Regions from separate parts of the Homo sapiens genome. Here region 2 is linked to region 1. A link is a loop called in an ENCODE intact Hi-C map of the cell type or tissue named here. Cell type or tissue: dorsolateral prefrontal cortex. All regions are shown on one strand. Region 1 overlaps GRIK3 (glutamate ionotropic receptor kainate type subunit 3). Region 2 has its middle 3.6 kb from the start of GRIK3.

The links. A loop is a pair of places that touch in the nucleus more often than their neighbours do. Peaks named below come from ENCODE experiments on the same cell type or tissue, not always from the same donor. Only the 100,000 strongest peaks of a DNase experiment are listed, where the experiment ranks them.
Region 2: it touches region 1 in a loop (2.5-fold over the local background); 3 of 110 quality-filtered maps call a loop at or near these places.

What each region holds. Positions count from the first base shown.
Region 1 is chr1:36,862,872-36,866,871 of GRCh38, forward strand. All of the region lies in intron 5 of GRIK3 (glutamate ionotropic receptor kainate type subunit 3), which reads right to left. Among named protein-coding and RNA genes, the nearest start is that of GRIK3, 170 kb to the right of the region's middle. In dorsolateral prefrontal cortex, a CTCF peak has its summit at 1,516 (motif pointing right); a DNase peak (open chromatin) is centred at 1,486.
Region 2 is chr1:37,036,145-37,040,144 of GRCh38, forward strand. No RefSeq gene overlaps it. Among named protein-coding and RNA genes, the nearest start is that of GRIK3, 3.6 kb to the left of the region's middle. RefSeq lists an enhancer at 1,868-2,428. In dorsolateral prefrontal cortex, a CTCF peak has its summit at 2,281 (motif pointing left); DNase peaks (open chromatin) are centred at 800, 1,797 and 2,277; H3K4me3 peaks cover 685 bases; H3K27ac peaks cover 1,013 bases; H3K27me3 peaks cover 2,372 bases.

The DNA.
Region 1 (4,000 bases):
TTATGTTCTGCCTCGTCTGGCAGGAGGTTGTGACAGCTACTGGGTACATACAGCCCCCAGGGCAGACATAGGTTGGTGTCTTCCTACCTTACTCGTCTTGGCAATATCAGAACAAGCAAAGTCAGCTCACATTTACTGAGCACCTACAAATCTCAGAATGGCAGGCATTGTTCAAAGTACCTTACTTGTATTAACTCATTGATTCACATGGGCACACGACTAGGATGGTGTTATTATCACCCCATTTTAGAGGAAAGAACTGAACCACACAGATATTAGGCCTTTTGCTCAAGGTTCTGTAACTGGGGAGTGACAGAGTCAACACCAGGCTACCCAGCTCCAGAGCCCTCCCTCTTCCCTATGATGACGCATCTCCTCCTACCGAGAGGCTCTACCTGCCCAGCCCCCAACTCATGCCCACTGCCAGGGCAGTCACCCTCTGGGCAGGGACTAGAGGGATCTTTCTAAGGTATAAATCCAAGCCTGTCATTTCCACACTTCAAATACTTCCATGACTCCTTGTAGTCTTTTCAGAATATGGTACAAATTCCTTAGTACAGTTTTCCAAAGCTCTCCACCCCTCCAGGCTCACTTTCCTTCCTACCCTCTCAATTTTTTTGTCCCAGGATGCAAGTTCAGGCCTTAATTTTCCCAGTCTCGCTGGCCCCTGTACCCTTTGTCCTGCTTCTCGTCCCTCTGTTCAGCACCTTTGTATGCCTTCTATTTCCAGGCAAGAATGCTTGTCTTCTTGACCTCTCTTGGGTGAGCTATTCTCCAAGAATCAGCTCAAGTATCACCTCTTCCAGGAAGCCCCTCCTGATTGCTCCTGTACACATGCACAACAGAGTGCGTCAGACGCGATTCTGCTCTTATCCTGAGACTTCTGGGCTTTCATGCCACTGGTAACAACTGCTTGTGTCTGGGTCTGTCTCCCCTATGAGCTATGGGCTGAATATTCCTGTTACCCAAAGTGGAAAGAAGGGTCAGCCAGCTGAGTGGCTCCTGGGGCACTTAAGCATCACTGAGAAGAGCCTGGAATGTAGCGACAAGTGTTTCACATCCTCCTCTCAGGGGCAGCTTCAAGGAAGGGCAGATGAAAATACTAGGTTAGTGCAAAAGTCATTGTGGTTTTTGTTATTATTTTAATGGCACCAACCCAATACCCTCCCCATGATATAAGTGTTATTGCCGGGAAGTGGCATTAGTTGTCATTGTTTATCTATTAACTTATTATAATAGTTCTTTTTTCACCTCTAGGCTTTTATCTACATGTGACATGTAGCAGGGGCTCAGCTGGGGCTAATTAACTCAGGGTTATCTACAGACTGGAAGTTTAGGAGAGGGTTGGTAAACTGCCTGGGGTGGAGGATGAGATCTTCCCCAAACTGCCTTTCAACCAGGAGGGTCTGGGGAGCTGGAAGGATTTCCTTTTGGACAGTGGTGTTATGCAAGTTTGGGGCCAGGGCTGACCTGCTGCGACCATGGAAGAGAAGCTGAGCTCTGCCTACAGGGGGCGCCCTCCTCACCTTTCCTTGCATGGCATTCAGTCTCTTCTCCAATTCAGTGTTGACCTGATATCTAAGGCTTGAAAGATGCCAAAGCTTTAGACTGCCCAGGGCCTCCATGACTCGATTTACCCTCATCTAGGTAACCAGAGGCCAACCTGACTCAGTGTGAAGGGCAGCATCTCTGGCCTTGGTGGGAGCTTGGGTGCTGGTGGAACCAGCCCTTCTGGTCTCCAGAGGCAGCATTTGGTCTGTTGAGACTGACACAGAGGCTGCAGCTGATCACAGCCCGGGAGGGGGCAGGTTGGGGTGGTAGTGATTGGGATGACCTTCCTCCCTGTAACCCCTGAGCCTGGGCTTAGCTGCAAAGTGTTGTAGGGCCTGTGGCACAGAGTGCCCCCATCCCCGTGATACGAGGACAATGACAATGGGGAGCTGGTGAAGAGGCTCTTTTGTCCAGCTCCATTTTTTTTTTTTTTTTAATTCAGACTGCCCAGGGCCAAGACCCCAAGTGCTGTACACTGTGAACTGTGTGCAACCTTGCTGCTTGGCAAAAAGTTGTGTTCTCGATGCCAAATGTTGACACACTGAATTCAGTATCGACGAGGGACCTTTTAGAAACATTCAGCATAACATAATAAACTAATTCATTAGCACCCCATGGGTCTGAATGGGTAGGAGCTGAAGCTTGGAAAACATCGCCTTAAGGAATGACAGATGAAAATATCTTCCCCATGATATCACTGTTATTGCCAGGAAGTGGCATTAATTGTGATTGCTTATCTATTAATTTATTATAATTCTTTTTTCACCTCCAGGCTTTTACCTACACATGACATGTACCAGGGGCTCAGCTGGGGCTGATTAATGCGAGGTTATCTGGGAATGGCTCAAAGCTGGTTGGAACAGATAATGGCAGCTGGGGTAATTAAAATATCTTCTGCATGGAAGAAGCAAATTTGGAGAATTTTTTTTAGAGGCGAAGAGTTGGTGATGTGGGTTTCCTAAAGGGAAGGAGATAAATGCCAGATGCCACTGTCCTCCCAAATAAGCCACAACTGACCAATGGGCACAAAGAGGGAGGATCACGAGGTAGAGGCCTCGGCAACAGGGCCGGAAGTGGATCCTGAAGACCGGAAGCAGGATATGACTGAGGGAGAGGACCAGGAGCACAGCTGGTGCTCCAACCGATGGGGTTCTGCTGGGAGATACTCTGGGAGACCCCGCCCCATACTCCACTGCAGAACTGTGTGTATTGCAAGGGCTATGCCTCCCTGGAAGGGTCCATTCTTCCCGACCCTCAGATTGTGTGGGGAGGAAGGACAGTCAGCTGGAACAGCCAAGGACAGGACCAGGAGTCAGGAGCCAAGGCCTCTTGTCACTGATCTGCTATGAAACTTCAGGAAGTGCCTGATGCCAGGTTTCCCCACCAGTCAATGGGGAGTGCAAAGTGCCCTGTTGCTGGCCTCAAATGTGTAAAGAGGAAAGTCAGAGGGCTTTCTTCTTGCTTTCTTTTTTAAAGTGACAGGGTCTGGCTCTGTCCCCTAGGCTGGAGTGCAGCGGCACAATCTTAGCTCACGGTAGCCTCTAACTCCTGGGCTCAGGCAATCCTTCTGCCTCAGTTTGCCTTCCAAGTAGCTGGGACTACAGGCCTGCCCGACTATGCCTGGCTAATATTTTTATTTTTGTAGAGATAGGGTCTCACTATGTTGCCTAGGCTGGTCTTGTACTGGCCTCAAGTGATCCCCTTGCCTTGGCCTCCCAAAGAGTTGGGATTACTGGTGTGAGCCACAATGTCCAGCCCTAAAATCAGAGGGTTTTGGAACTGGTGTAGCATGGGAGCTGCTGGGATTTCAGGAGGCTCCGTTTCCCCATTGACCTCAATTACCACACCTGAACCAACATGGTCAGGCATTGTGTGGAATCTGAGCCAGCCAGAGGAGGCCAGGGAACACTTGGTGTGGACTTTCAGCATGATAGGTTTCAGCAGAGGGCTTTGGAGCTGGACAGCTCCCTGCTGCGAAAAAATCCTTGCTCTGCTCCTTTCTTGCAGAGTGACTTTGAGCCTCAGTTTCCACGTTTCTATAAAACTGGGAGAGTCTATCTCCCTTGGAAAGTTGTTCTGAATTTTGGATGGGATGGGGTATGTTGAGCACACAGAAAACAAAAGCAGGATGTTTAGTTTATTTAACACTTACACTGTAATAAGTGCCAAGCATTGTTCTAAGCATTTTATGACGTCAATGCACTCAGCGTAACAATCCTGTGAGGTAGTAATATTACTGTCACCACTGTATAGATGAGAAAATGAGGCACAGAGAGGTTAAGTAACTTGCCCAAGGGAGTGGAAGAGTCTCAATTCTAACTCAGGCCAACTGGGATCAGAGTGGTTTTAACTAACTGTTGCTATGATGATGTGTTGACAATTTCACGGATTACTTTCCACATTGCATTGCAGTCATCCATCCGTCCATCCATCCAGCCGTCTGTCCATC
Region 2 (4,000 bases), 170 kb after region 1:
CAGCAGCTGCCACCTCTTGATAAAAAGTAAGGGCTCCAGTGGGCGCCAGTAAGGAGGAAGTGCAGGAGAGGGCAGCAGAGGGCGCGGCCTCCCGGATATAGCTGGGGGAGCCCCTTCCTTGGGGACGCACACCCCTCCCCATCGCCTGCCTATCAGCTTCCGCAACAGGTTTGGTTGCCCCAAGGAACCAAAAGGCCTAGCTGTTCTCTAAGGAAGAAAATTTCGGTGCGCTGATAGACAAACGGAAAGGGACCTGAACTTGAGGCAAAGGACACAGGGCTAAAACGGCATTGCCCAAGGCTGGTCTGGGGACAGGCAAGGGGAGTGCCTGGATGCTAATTCTGCCTGGGTTGTCCTGCAGTCAGCCTGCAAGTGGCTTGGCAGAGAAACAGAAGCAGCAGAAAGGTAGAGGTGTGGCTCCCAGGAGGGAGCAGATCCAAGGCCTGTGGAAGGGAGGGATAAGGGGAGGGGAGCAGGAGGAGAAGCAGCAGCCTCCAAAAAAGCTAGCATGAAAGTGGTGCTAGAAACGCGAAGGGAGGAAGGCAGAGGGGGATGCTGAGGCCCCCAGAGGGTGAGAGTGTGGCTCTGCCACCTGCGAGCCCCCTCGGCGCCCCAGGGAAGCAGCACAGGCTGGGCCTGCTCCTCCTGCATCCCAGAGTGGGCGGGAGTTACCCAGCACGCTGCGGATCGAGGCTTTTTTCTGCTGCCACGTAGGGCTGCGGTGGGAAAGAGCCTCCCAGCTGCAGAGGCTGTGGGGCCCAGTCACTGGACTTGGAAGGCAGCTGGAACCCTGCCTTCCAAGTTGGGGCCAGAGGGAAGCTGCCATCGCCAGCCTGGGACTGGGCCTTTTTCTTGACCTGGCTGCGAGCCATTTTGTGACACAGAGGTTTCCCCAAAACTAACAGCAGCGTGTTCCCTCCCGGTCTAGGGGAGGGTGGGATGCATTGCAAGAACAGAAACAGCAGCAACGATCCCCATAATGACCCCTAGTATTTATTACATGTTTTTATGTTCCAGACAATATATTCACTACCTTACACGCATCACTTCACCTCTTGCTCTCCACACCCACTGCGATAGGATCTTTGTCTAAAATAACAAATCCATTTTACAGATGAAGACTGAGCCTCAGCGGGGTTAAGTAAGAGGTCCAAAGTCACATCGCTGGTATGTGACCTTTCTTTCTTCCCTCCATTCCCCTTCCCTCCCTCTCTCCCTCCTTCCTTCCCTCCTTCCCTCCCTTCCTCCTTCCCTCCCTCCCTTCCCCCCTTCCTCCCCTCCCCTCCCTCCTTCCCTCCCTTCCTTCCTACTTTCTTCTAAAACATATTGGGCATCACCATTTGCCAGGCACTGTGGGTGAGATGTCAAGGTTCACATATAGGCTCAGCCGACTCCTGAGCTCATAGAATTAACCCTGTCCTCTACCATCTGGGCTGAGTAGGGGACAAGCTGCAGGGGCCAATTCTCATCACTCTTGTGGAGCCCCACTGGGGCTGCTGCCTGCGGTGGAAGGCTAAGAGCAGAATACTCAGACACTTTATCAGGGCAGATCGGGGAGCCCAGTCATCCCTAACTCATGAAGAGAGACCTACAGCCCTCTCTGCCGGTGGCATGACATGCCTCTCCAGGCTGCCCCGCCACCAGCAGGCACCAGGGCTGGCACTATCTCCAGCCGCATCTCCTCCGGGCATTGGGAGCCGCCAATCCTGGCTTTTCGCATTGTTGGTAAACAAGTCTACCCACCAGCCAGGCCTAGGCTCCCTGCTCCCCCACGAGGCAGCCAGCGCCGGATTTATGAGGCCTCCAAACCTCATTCAGACTAATGCAGCTTTTCATTCCCAAATAAAAGGGGCCGCTGTCTGAAAGGACAAGTGCTCCCGCATTTCATTAACATCCCTGAAAACGGCTGAGCTGGCCCGAGTTCCTGCCAGCGAGATTCATGTCTCCCACTGGCTCACAGGTGGGTGGTGAGGGTAGGATTTCCAGGAAGAAACCCAAGACTCCCAGCCCCCTCCCTGGCCTCGTCCCCCCACCCCTCCCCAGCTACTTTGGGTGAGGGACGGGGCACCCAGTGGTGGCCGATCATGCTCTTTGGAGGAGCCCCCTGTGCACGTGTTTTGTTTAGACTGATCCACTCTGGCTCTCAACCCCCCCCACAATCGCAGTGAGTGATGATGCCCTGGGCTCGAGTTACCGAGATTCATGTTCTCTGCTTCCCTGGGAAACCACGGAGTAGACGTGTGCAGTGGCTGAGTGCAGATTCCTAGGACTTGAGTGCCCTCTGCCGAGGCCTGCCTACCTTCAGCTCCCTTCCTGCTACCCAGTAGGCAGGCTGCTGGTCGTGGCTGGACGCTGAAGCCCTGGGGCTTCAGCCACTCCCTTAAATGTCCTACCATGGGGCCAGGCTGCTCTACAAGCCTGCACCTGGGGTGCCTTGCTGAGAATGGGGGAGGGGCTCCCTTGCCCCATCTCACCCCAGCATGGGGCCATGATGAGAGGAAGGCAACCGCCAGCCCTTGCCTGATCTTTGCCAACTGCCTGAGCAGGGAGGGAAGAGAAGAGGCCTTCCCTGTAGCCTACTCTATTGTACAGTGTTCTCTCAATGGCAAAGTGCGTGCTCACCACAAAAGCCGTGCCCCAGCCCTTTGCAGGACACCGTGACCTGCCTTTTGGCTCAGAGACAGGGACCCTTTCATCACCCTGGGGCTTTTGTCCCTCATCCCAGTCCCAAGGGAACAGCACAGCCAGGCTGCCACCTGAGCAAGCAATAAGCCCAGCGAAGGTTGCGTCACCTTAGATTTTTGTCAACAGTCAGGCAAGCTCCTTCCCACTGAAGTCAATTCCTGTGTTTATTGTCAGCTTAACCCACTGCTGTGAGTTATTTCTCAGCAGTGAGGGATACAGGTAGACAAGCCACCGGAGATATGTTATTTTACTGACATCTGTGTTTCAATAGTTCGGGTGCGGTTCTGGTGGAGGAAGAAAGGGATACACAGCAACCCCATTTGTATCTATACATAATGGAACAGAAGCTGATGGGCTGGAAGCAGAGTGGGTTCTGCTGCCGTGTGAGGAGCACTGTGGGGAGAATTATGCACAGGGAACGAACCAGCACCTCCTGGCCTCCCAGGTTCTGGCAATAGGCTCCCTTTCTTCAGCACCATGGGTGGGGACCAAAGTTGCTTGCTCACTCACTCGCTCATTCATCCATTCCCTAATTAATTTATTCATGTACTCATTCATTCCATCACATCCATTCACTCATTCATCTGTTTATAGGATCATCCATTTATTTTCATCCACTCAATCACTCACTTGTTCATTTACTCAGTCCCTTACCCATTCATCTACTCACCATTCAGTGATTCTCTGATTACTTCTTCTAATCCCTCAATGACCCACTCATTCACTTATTCTTCCATTAATTTTGCTTATTTGCTCACTTGCCCCCTCACGCATTTTCTTACTTACATTCATCTGCTTACTTATTATTCACTCATCCATTCATTCATTGACTTAGCCATCTATTCTTTCTTCAATCACCCAGTTGTTCATTCATTCATTTACTTTCAGTCCTCTGCTTGGTCACCCACTCACTCATTTACTCACACACTCATCCATTCACTTGCTCAATCACTCTGTCCCTCATGCACTGCCTCCTCACCACACCCAGCAAAGACATCTGCCTGCTCCTCCTGTCCTCAGTCACTTTGGGGTCTGAGCCTCAGACACTGCTGCTCCCGCCAGCCACCAGGTGTCCTGGCTTCTTCAGAGCCCCACTCTCATATCCTCCACTTTATGATGAAATTCAGCAAACTTCAAGATTCTGCCAACATCCCTGACCCTGGAGAGGGTCTGGGCATTTGTCCTACGAGCAGGGACCAAGGCCCAGAAAGACCCAGAGTCCACGTCTGGTGATGGGCATAACATCCGAGGTGTCCCACAGTGCCACCTCACTGAGCCAAGAGCCATCCTGGCTTCCACTTACATCATCTCTTGT